Regions from separate parts of the Homo sapiens genome. Here region 2 is linked to region 1. A link is a contact called in ENCODE Hi-C or POLR2A ChIA-PET data. All regions are on one chromosome and are shown on one strand. Each heading gives the region's core, a stretch centred on a gene start or an enhancer-like site at or near the end of the contact. The rest is flanking DNA. Distances are from core to core; before and after follow the strand shown.

What was found. A loop is a pair of places that touch in the nucleus more often than their neighbours do. ChIA-PET counts read pairs that join two places held with the same protein, here RNA polymerase II (POLR2A).
Region 2: a map of aorta shows a loop between it and region 1 (2.0-fold over the local background). The contact joins two enhancer-like sites. A Hi-C loop is called at or near these places in 2 of 168 maps with a recorded cell type or tissue (PC-3 and aorta). POLR2A ChIA-PET finds 5 or more read pairs at or near these places in 1 of 52 experiments (A673).

What each region holds. Positions count from the first base shown.
Region 1 is chr7:17,091,765-17,097,336 of GRCh38, forward strand. The region is part of intron 1 of LOC124901596 (a long non-coding RNA gene); the gene reads right to left. Among named protein-coding and RNA genes, the nearest start is that of AHR, 200 kb to the right of the region's middle. RefSeq lists an enhancer at 3,248-3,392 and a cis regulatory region at 3,320. Within about 2 kb of position 3,412, at least 2 of the 41 ENCODE cell types and tissues checked have a DNase peak (open chromatin) inside an H3K27ac peak, as active enhancers do; they include PC-3, where a contact is called at or near this core.
Region 2 is chr7:17,273,861-17,279,432 of GRCh38, forward strand. All of the region lies in intron 5 of LOC101927609 (a long non-coding RNA gene), which reads right to left. Among named protein-coding and RNA genes, the nearest start is that of AHR, 22 kb to the right of the region's middle. Within about 2 kb of position 2,296, at least 3 of the 41 ENCODE cell types and tissues checked have a DNase peak (open chromatin) inside an H3K27ac peak, as active enhancers do; they include PC-3, where a contact is called at or near this core.

The sequences.
Region 1 (5,572 bases), core at 2,162-4,661:
TATTGACCATCATCTCTGCTTACCATTTATTTTATGTCCAGAAAAATAACGATCTTGTTTCAAAATGTACACAGTCAAGAGACTTAGAAAGTTAGTGGCCAACATGCTCAAAAATCTCTTGAGTTACAAAAATAAATTTTCTTTTCTATGAGGTCACCCACCTAAAGTGTAGGAACATAAGTGAGTCCTCAAAACCCAGCTTTACACAGGTTAGAAACTTGTCCTCTTAATTTAGTATTTTAAATTTAGTGATCCATGCAGTAGTGGACATGTTAATGTACATAAGGAAATTTTCATTTTATGTAATATCTGTGGTTTATCTATAGGAAATTTCTTTTTATATGAAAAAATCTTTCTTCAACAAAATGGATTTTGTAGTATTAATACACCTTGAGTCATTAGGTGTCTCCAGTTGATAAATATTATGTAATCTGATGGTCCTAAATGTATTGGATCAATTGTATGACAATCTGTTTGATTAATTGGCAATAAATATAGAAATGGCTCCAAAGCTGGTGATATTGTATCACTCTTTTGTTGTGGTATGAAGTATTGGCAGTATACAGCTAGAATGCTCACCTTGTCTTAATGTACATTCTTGAATCTACCATCTGAGTTATTTGGCCCATATTGTCAATTACATTGGCCGACAGTCTTTTATTTTTTAAGAGACAGAATCTCACTCTATCACCAGACTGTGCAGTGGTGCGATCATAGCTCACTGCAGCCACAACCTCGACCTCCTGATCTTAAGTGATTCTCCTGCCTCAGCCTCCCTAGTAGTATGCCACCGCGCCTGGCTAATTTTTTTAGAACATTTTTTGTAGGGACAGTTCTCTCTATGTTGCCCAGGCTGGTAGTGAACTCCTGGCCTCCAGGATCCACCTGCCTTAACCTCCCGAACCGCTAGGATTACAGGTATGAATCATGGTGTCCAGCTGCAACATTAACTCTGCTCCAACTGGACCTGAAGTGGAAAAAAATTGTTAACTTGCCTGTAGTATTTATTTTATACATATCTTCTACAGAAGAGATTTCAGAATTTATAGAAATATTTTAAAAAAATCATTTAGTGACAATAGAAATTTTAGTGTCATCTTCCTTATACATGCTTAAGCTCTTAAAATTTCATTCTCAAAGAGGAAATCTGGATGTAGATAATGAATATCATTAAAATGCGTATGTAGGAATTCTTGAAACTGACACTCGTTTCGGCAACTGGCAAACCTCCTCTACTGGAAACAGCCCTGGGCTAAGAGTCAGATGATTTGCACTCTGATTTACCAGCTAGAAACCTTGGATAAGAGACCTAACCTCCTTAGTCTTATATTCTCATTTGTTAAATGGATATGACCATATCTTCTTTAATTGATTTATGGGGTATGTTGTAAGCATTAAAATGATGAAGGAGGTAAAAGCTTTGTAGAACATGTATGCTATTTAGATACAGCCATTTTAACATGGCAATTTAGACTCAGTTGATCATTTTGATATTATTTAGCATAATTTTTAAAATAATGTATTGATTAGGAAAGATTTGGATAAATAGTTTAGAAAAACCCCACTAAATAATGATGGCAGAAACAATGTATTTTTCTCTCTGAAAAAATTCTCAGAGGTACCAATCCAGGGCTGGAATGGTGGCCCCATGATGCCGTCAGTGGACCAGGGGGCTGTCTCTCCTCTCCCTTGTCTTTGTATAGCTTCCATCCTTAACACTGCCTCAGTGAGTTCTAGCCACTTCATTTGTAGTCTCTGCAGGAGGAAGAAGGAGACGGAAAGGGTAAAAGGACTTCTTTCTCAGCTGTCATTCCACTGCAAAGCAAAGCATCTTCCTGGAAGACACACACAATGACTTCTGCTTGGCTACTCCAAGAGAGTCAAGAAAATGAGTCTTTAGCTGAGTTCATCAAGAGTTTACTGTGGTCTATAAAACAAATGATCAAACTTCTGCTTTTTCGTTACAAAAAAAAATAGTGAAAAGCAAATCTGTATCTCTTTCTTGAGACCCACTCTTCCCTATCCCTGAACCTCCCACGTCCCTACCCCTTCTCCCCAAGCTGAGAAATGGGACAGTAATGCTCAGATGGAATGAGAGATGGGCTAACGCTCAAAGATACCTCAGAAATGTGTACTTGGAAATAAAGAACATGTGTTTAATTTTTGACGTGGTCACTTTATTTGAAAATATTAAATTCTCATTTGTTAATTTTTTGGAAAATATTTATTGAACACCTACTCTGTGGTAAATATGACAGAAAATGTTTATACAGATGGTTATTTCAAAATGTAAGTGCATTAGAGATATTAAAATATGGCAAATTCAGAGCATAAATGAGGTGGGTACAGGGGCAGTATTTAGATGAGATGGTAGGAGGTAGAATTTAGACTGAAATCAAAAACCAGTTCTTTAAAAAATTGTGGTATTCCTACTATTAACACTGATGGCAAGCCTTATAACTCACTGGACACAAATGCATGTGAGGTCTTGTCACTTTGTTTCTTTTCCATGTAAGTCACTCTAGAATTGCCAGTGGTGGGTTATACAGGGGAAAAGAAATTATGAGAACCAGGCCCACATAAATATTTCTTCTCTTATTGTATTAATCACTTACCTACTGAACTAATTATCACTGCATGTGTTACTCTAATGTGATTAAACCATATTCAAACAGCATTGCTAATATCCCACGAGAAACTCAGTAAAACTCCCAACAGACCTAGGCAGTAAAAGGGAGCATCAATATAATCTTTTTCCCTGTTTTTACTTATGATGAAACAATACCATTTTGATTTTAAAATCATCTTGTTTTAGATTATGTATGAATGTAGTTATAGTATTTTTCACCAGCAACCGCTTGCCTTCTCTAAAGCTGACAATTCTTTTTTTTAGTATGAGGATTTAGATTCTATTTAAGTATTGTAACTATTAACAATAAAGTGACAGTTCCATCCAACAGCAGTCGTTGGGCACTTGCAATATACCATGTACTGTACCAGCACAAGATAAGACAAAAATAAAGTATCAGGAAAAAGGCTAGATTTCTTAAACCCACTTGCCCACGTCATCATGTTATATTTATGGGACCATGGCCACATACTGCCTAAACCCATTGAACCAAGAGTAAAATTTCCATTTCTACCTAGTCAACTTCAATCTATTAATGGCTCCTTTTTCAATGGGGAGAGTCTAGGTGCATTCACTTTAGATCATTATCTATGTTTGTGGAATCAATTTGTATCCATTTTAGACTATGGCCTATGCCAAGAAGAGGGGAGTTTATTACTTGCCTTCAGGGCTCTTGATTCATCTCCTTGCGTGAGCAGCCTGTGAGCCTGCCCAGTGTTTGAGAGGAAGCTCCTTGTATTGGAGCACATGTGGTTTGGCAGAGCCTGGTGTGAACATGTAAGTGCCAGTAACCAGTGCTGTGTTCCAACGCTGCATGCTCATTATAATCTCAGCCTGATCATTATCATGCCTCTGGCAGGGCCTGCTTCAAAGGAGCCTTGCTTGTGATTTGAGGGAAAAAAGCCAATAGAAGACACATCTAGAAAAACTGGTTGGCATTGCTTTGTGTGATTCAGCCCTGGATTATTCCTATAAAGGAAGAGAAGGCAGAGGAGGATGGTCTCAGACAATGCACCGTCATTACAGTTGGACGATATTGGGATGTTTCTGCTTCACATAAGCTTTTAAATAAATGCATATGCATTTATCCCATGATTGCCATGTGCAAACCACCGTGGAGGATCATGAAGATGTAAGACAAACATCCTGATCTTTGATGAGCTACAGTTTCATTGGGTAGACATGATCAATATACAGGAAAGAGGACAAAAAATGAGAATTTATGATAATGAAATAACTAATGAGGTTCATACTGTAATTGCTAGGAAGGCTCAGGCAAGAACTTTATTTTTTAAGGTTTACAGTGTACTTGCTTCATGTTTTGGATCAAGCAGAAGCACCACAAAATGTTTTCATAGGTAAATCAAGGGCAATAACATATTCATTCAACAAATACTTCTTGATGAAAGACTGACTTAATATTCACTCAGAGGTAGATTCCATAGAGTTAGAACCTAAGAGGAAATCTATTGTGACATATATTACTTGTGATATGCCAAGGCTTTGTTTTGCAAATTAAAATTCTTACAGTGCTAGACAGGGTGAAGGGTGATGACAGTAGCCACTGAGGCAGCCACTAATCAGCTCTAGTTCATTGTCATCAAAGATGAACGCAAGCTTAGTGTTGCTGAGTCTTCATATCATTTCAAGTGAAGCCAGAAATAAGAATTCTGAAATTCCCTAATATATAAAGCATTCATTTGTGGGTTGGGAGGAAGTGGTGGCTGTGGGCATGTGCCTGCTATTTCCAAGAGCCATCAATGTGCGGTGCTCTTGGCAGCAGTAGATCTCCATCCAGCTTTCCTCACCAGCTCTGGGCATCAAGGACAGGATTGTAATGTGTTTTAAGAAAACACTGCACTGGAAACATGCTAATCAATATGTAAAGTACCCAACCACTCCATACTAGATGTAAAATAAGAGATGTATTTGAAGGGGTTTTGGAAGCAAACATCTAAATGGGAAATAGAAGCAATTATCTTTCTAAATATCATCCTTAATAGTTTTTTCAATTTGGAAAAAAAGAAAAAAAAGCTGTAGCTGCCTTTTCTTGTTAGAAGTCTTACATGAGCTAATCTTTCTGATTTGCACAGATTACTATGTGGCAAAGCCTTGCAACTTGCTTTAAGCTTCTGTGTGTCAGGAAGGTAAGCAGGGATTTCAATTCTCTCATGGGCTCTTGAGTGGATAGAAGTGTTGAGTAACAAAACACACCTTTTCTTTGCACCTGCTTTAACTGAAGAATTCAGGAGGCTAAAGAAATCGGCTTCCCTTCCTTTCCCCATTCTGTAATTTTTCATCCACCAAATAGGATTGGATAATCAAAATAAATGATATGAGACCCTCATTTCACATTTTATGATAATATCCTCCAAAGGATGCTTGTTCACTCTTAACAGTATCTCTTGGTTACCATGACAAGGAAGAATGGGAAAACCACTCTCACATTGAAAGGAATCCCTTGTTTGTTTCGTTGTTTTGTTTTGTTTTGTTATTGAGTTGTACTACTGTTAACAAAAGACATCACAATGAAGCACATCTCATCTAATAACCCTTGTGTAGCTCTAGTCATGTTAGTGGTTCTGTAGCCCTGGTGCCATCCAAGCTCCCCAACAGAATCTCCCATTGCCACTGAAGTCCAGAGACCCAGAATGTGAAGTAAAACTGGTCCACAAAAGAAGCTGTTTTTCGTGGCCACACTGCAATCTCTGACATTCAGCAATTATCTAGGATCAGGCAAATGGGCAGAGAGGGACTCCTTCCCCTCCTGGTATCCTAAGTGACAGCTGCTCCATGTCACCAAAGCTCTTTTTTTTTTTTTTTCAGATCAAATCCCCACTTCATGAAAACTAAAATTTAAATTAAAATGTCTGTTTTGGGGGATGGATTATAATTATATTTCTATTCAATGATTCATATATAATCTTTGGTCTTACAGAAATA
Region 2 (5,572 bases), core at 1,046-3,545, 180 kb after region 1:
GAAAAGAAGACAAAAAGAAGAAAGAAGCTGCCTTTGTTCATTCTTAATTGTATAATTGCATTTTATATTACAATTACCCTTTCTTTCTTTACAAATGGTACTGTCTGAGAAGGAAAGAATCGGAGAACATAGATTTTGAAAGCTAAAAGTTTCCTTGTGGGTTATCAATTCTGCTGTAGTTTGGATATGGTTTGTCTCCCCAAAAATCTCTTGTTGAAATTTGATCTCCAGTGTGGTGGTGTTGGGAGATGGGGCCTGGTGGGAGGTGTTTGAGTCTTGGAGGTGAATCCCTCATGAATAGATTAATGCCCTCCCTCAGGGGTGAATACATTCTCACTTTCTTAGTTTGTACAGAGTTCTTAGTTCTTAGTTCTCACTTCTTAGTTCTTAGAGAGTTGGTTGTTAAAAAAGAGCATGGTACCTCCCTTCTTCTCTTGTTGTCTCTCTCACCATGTGATTTCTTGCACTCAGGCTCCCCTTCACCTTCCACAATGAGTGGACGGAATCTGAGGTCTGTACCAGATGCAGATGCCAGTGCCATGCTTCTAATACAGTTTGTAGAACTATAAGGAAAATAATCTTCTTTCCTTTATAAATTAGCCTCAGGTAGTCCATTATAGCAACACAGAATAGACTAAGATAAACTCCTTATTTTTCAAATGAAGAAACTGAGGCATAACGACGATACAGGAATGGCCCAGTGGCTTAAAATCTAACAGCAGATTAACTTTCTGCAAATTGATTTGACAGTTATCTTTAAATATATATTCCTTCTAGAAAAGCAGACACTGCTGCTTCTGTCTCATATAATGGTCTCTTTATTTCCTATCGAGTCTCTCCAATGTGACAGGAAGTGGTTTTCCTAAAGCTATGATTAATAGCCTCTATGGTTTGTGAGGCACCGCAACTACACTGCAGGGAACAATACTCTAGTGCCCTCACAGAGTTTCTGAGCCTCCCACAGCTACTAATTTACTATGAGGGAGTAGTTTCTAACTCAAGAAGATTAGATTCTTCTTTATTATATCAGTATCCTTTTATTTTGTTAACCTAATGCCCTTAACATTTCCCACCATTATACTTCTTTCCTTTCTTTTATACCCAAAGTCCTTAAAATAAGTAGTGTATGCTTACCACCTCCTTTAACTTTCTCACTGTTTAATCTGCTTTTTGGCTGCTTTCCATATGCCAATATTCTGCACGTCAGGGACTTTCCTTTTAGACGAATTCAAATGTCTTTCCTTAATCTTCTCCCTCTTGATTCCTTGGTCATATTACACAAGTTTAACTCTTGCCCTTCTTGAAACTCTTCCATAATTTGGCTTCCATCATCCTGAACAACAAACTTTCCGACCAACACTGACCACTCCTCTAATTATAACTTATCCTCTTGTCTCTTTTCTGTGGGTATTTCTAAAGCTTACTGGTCTTGTTGCTCTCTTCTCTTGGCAAATTTATCTATGCTGATGGCTTCAGTGACCATGTCAATGTTAATGATCCCCAAATCTTGGTCTTTATTCCTGATCACTCATGAACCTTCTAATCTTATAACTCCACCTGTTCTCTTAGATCTTTGCTATATGCTAACTTATGTCTAAAGCCAAAGTCATTGTCATACTGACTAAATTGTGCTCCTCTCCAATATACCATTTTAAAAAACACTAGAAATTTCTTTTTTTATATGTCAAACATATAGTCATCTTTACTCCTACTTTAAAATGTATTTGAAGAAAGGATTATTCAATTGTATTATTTATTCTTTGTTTTCTTGGTAAATGCCTTCCTTTCTATTATCTGTTGTCATTACCTGCATCCATTCACCCACCCATCCATCCATCCACTCACCATCATGCCCTGGTTAATCTTCCTCCAGATAAACCTACTTATAAGTGATCTGTACAAAAAACCCGCAGTGCCAATTTTCACTTGATTAAGTATATTAAGTGTTCCTGAATATATTAAGCAGTTCCATCTGATATAACTGTTAGTTCTCATCTGCTTCTAACTTGAATTCTCTCTAAATTAAGCATCATGTGCCCTAGGCTGTGCTCTGTTACAAAAGGGTGGGATCGGTACAGTTGATAGCAGCTGTACTACGTCCTTTGTTTGTTCTTATTTGGGTTGGGAGCAGTTCCATGGGGAATAAAGAAGGTGGAGAGAAACATCCCACTACAATGATAGTTTATTTAATAATGTCCTCATGCCAAGGTCATCCTCACTCTTATGAAGTATTAATTCAAAATCTCTAGTTGTCATTTCTAGATTTTGCCAAAGAGTTACTTCCCTTCATGAGGCACAGCTTCCAACAATGTAGAGCCCTTGGCTGCTTTACTTGGAGAGTCTGGCTTCTGTGCCAAATATATGTATCATTCTGTGTACTTTCTAGCTGCAGTCTCTTTAAAAGCCAACTGTGGGTAATCATCTCAGGGAATAGGCATCTATGTTGTAACCCTTGAAGAATGTTAGCAATCTTTTATTTTTCTCCATAATTTTAAAGTCTTGTTTCATAAGCTTATTTATTCTCTGACTTCATTTGGCAAATATTGTTTGACAAATATTCTTGAGCTACTACCATTGGATACCAGGTATTTTGTTTGGTTCTGAGAATAAAATGTGAAATCTAATAGGCCCACACTGTGCCTTCATAGAGTGGGGAGGACAGATACCGGACAAACAATTACAAAGAAGTTTGAGGAGTATAATGAGGGAAGTACAGAGTTCTGTGGAAGCACTTGGTATTAGCATAGCTATCTCAGTTCCACTACTTGCTGGCAGAGAGATCATAATAAAGTTGCTTAACCACTCAAAGGTTCATTTCCTCGTATGTAAAACTGTGGCCAATAATAGCACCTGCTTCATAGATTATTTTTATTAGGATTAAATTTTTAAAAACACATTTAGCGCAGTATTTGGCACATAGTAAGTACCCAATAAATGTTAACTGCAATAATAAAATAACATTAATTTTACATTCCAAATCATTTTATTGCATTAATTTATACTTCTAAAACTTTAAAGTCGTTTTTTTTAATTCTCGGCAGCTATATTTTTTCACTTCTGACTCAAGGCTTTTAAAACTTCTTTATGTTTGTCTATTAATTCAGTTCCTCAGGCATTATTTTATTCAACAAATATTTATTGGGTGCCCACTATATACCAGACTCTGTGTCAGGCACTGATAATAAAATGCTGAGCACAACAAATAGGATCCTTTCCCTGAGGAGCTTACAGTCTACTGAAACGGATGGGCATTAAATAAACCATCACAGGAAGAAGTACAGGATCACAAATGGTCTCAACATAGGTGTAAGTACATTTAAAGAAAAAAAGATAATGATCTTTAACAGGGCAAAGGCAAATGAGATTCAAGCTATAAAATTAGAACTAGTCCTAATGTCATGAAAATATTATACTTTCTTCTAAAGCCCCAATCCTAAAATAATACGGATTAATCTTAAAGGCTAGAATATGTGTTTCCAATAAGCTACTTCTTTGCTCTATAAGGTAGCTGAAAAAAACATACTATTTATTACAATTTTGCAATGGGCTACATTATTCAAATAAGGACAGTTTAAACATGGTCACATCATTTAAAATGATAGCTACACGAAAACTCTGTTAACATTAGAAATATACTATTCTATTTCAATCCAACAATGCCAGCTGCAACATACATGTTTGTTTTGCCAGTGAAAACAAGCAGACACATTAATGAATACACTGATGTTTTATTTAATTTGTTTCCAGGCCCCAGCTCAAAGTGCTTTAAAATGTGGATTCTGGAATCTACCCTAACTGTGAAAACTGTGGCCAGTTACTTAGAATCTCAGTGCTCAGTTTCTTTATTTAGTAAAGTGGGGTTAACAATAGTATCTACCTGAAGTGTTAGAAGAGAATGTGACATGTGCCAGGTGTGGTGGCTCATGCCTGTAATCTTAGCTCTTATGGAGGGAGGGGTAGGAAGATAGCTGGAGCCCAGGAGTTTGAGACTTGCCTGGACAATATAGCAAGATCCTGTTCTCCAAAATAAGGAAAAAAAAGAGACAAAGAAGAGAATGTGACATGTATTGAGAACCCAGTAATACTATGAATGAAATGGTAGCTATTGACGCTAAGCTTAATTTTTTTTCTTTTTCTTTTTCTGTTTTTTTGTTTTGTTTCTTTTTGTTGTTGTTATTTTGTTTTGTGTGTGTGTGTGTGTGTGACAGAGTTTCGCTCTTGTTGCCCAAGCTGGAGTGCAATGCCGCGATCTGGGCTCACCGCAACCTCCGCTTGCTGGGTTCAAGTGAGTCTTCTGAGTCAGCCTCCCAAGCAGCTGAAATTACAGGCATATGCCACCACACCTGGCTAATGTTGTATTTTTAGTAGAGATAGGGTTTCTCCATGTTGGTCAGGCTGGTCTCGAACTCCCGACCTCAGGTGATCACCCCCACTTTGACCTCCCAAAGTGCTGGGATTACAGGCGTGAGCCCCCACACCCAGCCTCTAAGGTTAAATTTTTAAAAATGAAGGATATGACTTAGGGTGACCAGACTCCCTAAGTTGCTGGGGACTGTAGGGTTTCACCTGAGGAAGAACTTCCAGTGAGTCTCGTGAACCAATGATGAAATGTATGATGAATCAAGAATCATGATAAATCTAATTTGGAATACTTGAGGGTCATGAATTTTAGTCCTTGAATTTTGATTGGTTAACAATATTTTAGTGTTTGCCATATCCCAGAAGCAGAAAGCCAGGGAATAATAAATGCCGCCTCAAGCACACCTAGACCAGTCTACTCCTTCCTAAAATAGGCAGAATTTACCACCTATGCTTTAACAAAGGCTTGAATAAGCAGAGCATTTAGAGAGGAGAGTTCAAGGTAACAGAGAGACCACTGGTCTTTAGATATGTCCTAAGAGCATCCCAATAGGTATAGAATGGAGAATAATGCTAAATTAAATTCTGGCATTCTTGCTTTTTTCTTATTCTTCTCATGGAAGGTATATATATTATCTGATGTATTGCTTCCTTTATAAACCTTGAACCTTAATATGGTGTCTAGCAAATGTTTGGTTTTTAGCAACAAATTGTAGAGTTGAATATTTCTTAAGGCTGAAGAGATAAACTTTTTATATTCATTTTTTTCACTTTACAGATCAGTGCCTATTGCAAATTTATAGATCAATTTAAAGAGAATTAGAAAGTTCCAAAGTTTGTTGTCACACAATTGACTTTGCAGGTTGGTATTTATTTTATCAAACATCACTTACATGCCCTTTACAAATCTAGCTTTGGGAAATTACCGTGGTTAGTTTTCTTAGCTCATGCTTCACAATGTATGCAGTTTTGCCAATTGTTGTAATGTCAATATGGGAAATATAATATGCTAAATACAGCTACTGTATTTAGCAACTGTTCCAGTAAAGCATTCTCCAGCTGTCTGGGAGTCACAATCCGTAGTCTTAAATAGATGTATCTGTCATCAGTTTCATTAGCTTCGGATTATATGTATCATCTGTTGGTTTTGGGTGTAAACTGGCGTGTGCAAATGTTTTTCTCATAATATATTTTTTTAAAAGGCACACAATTC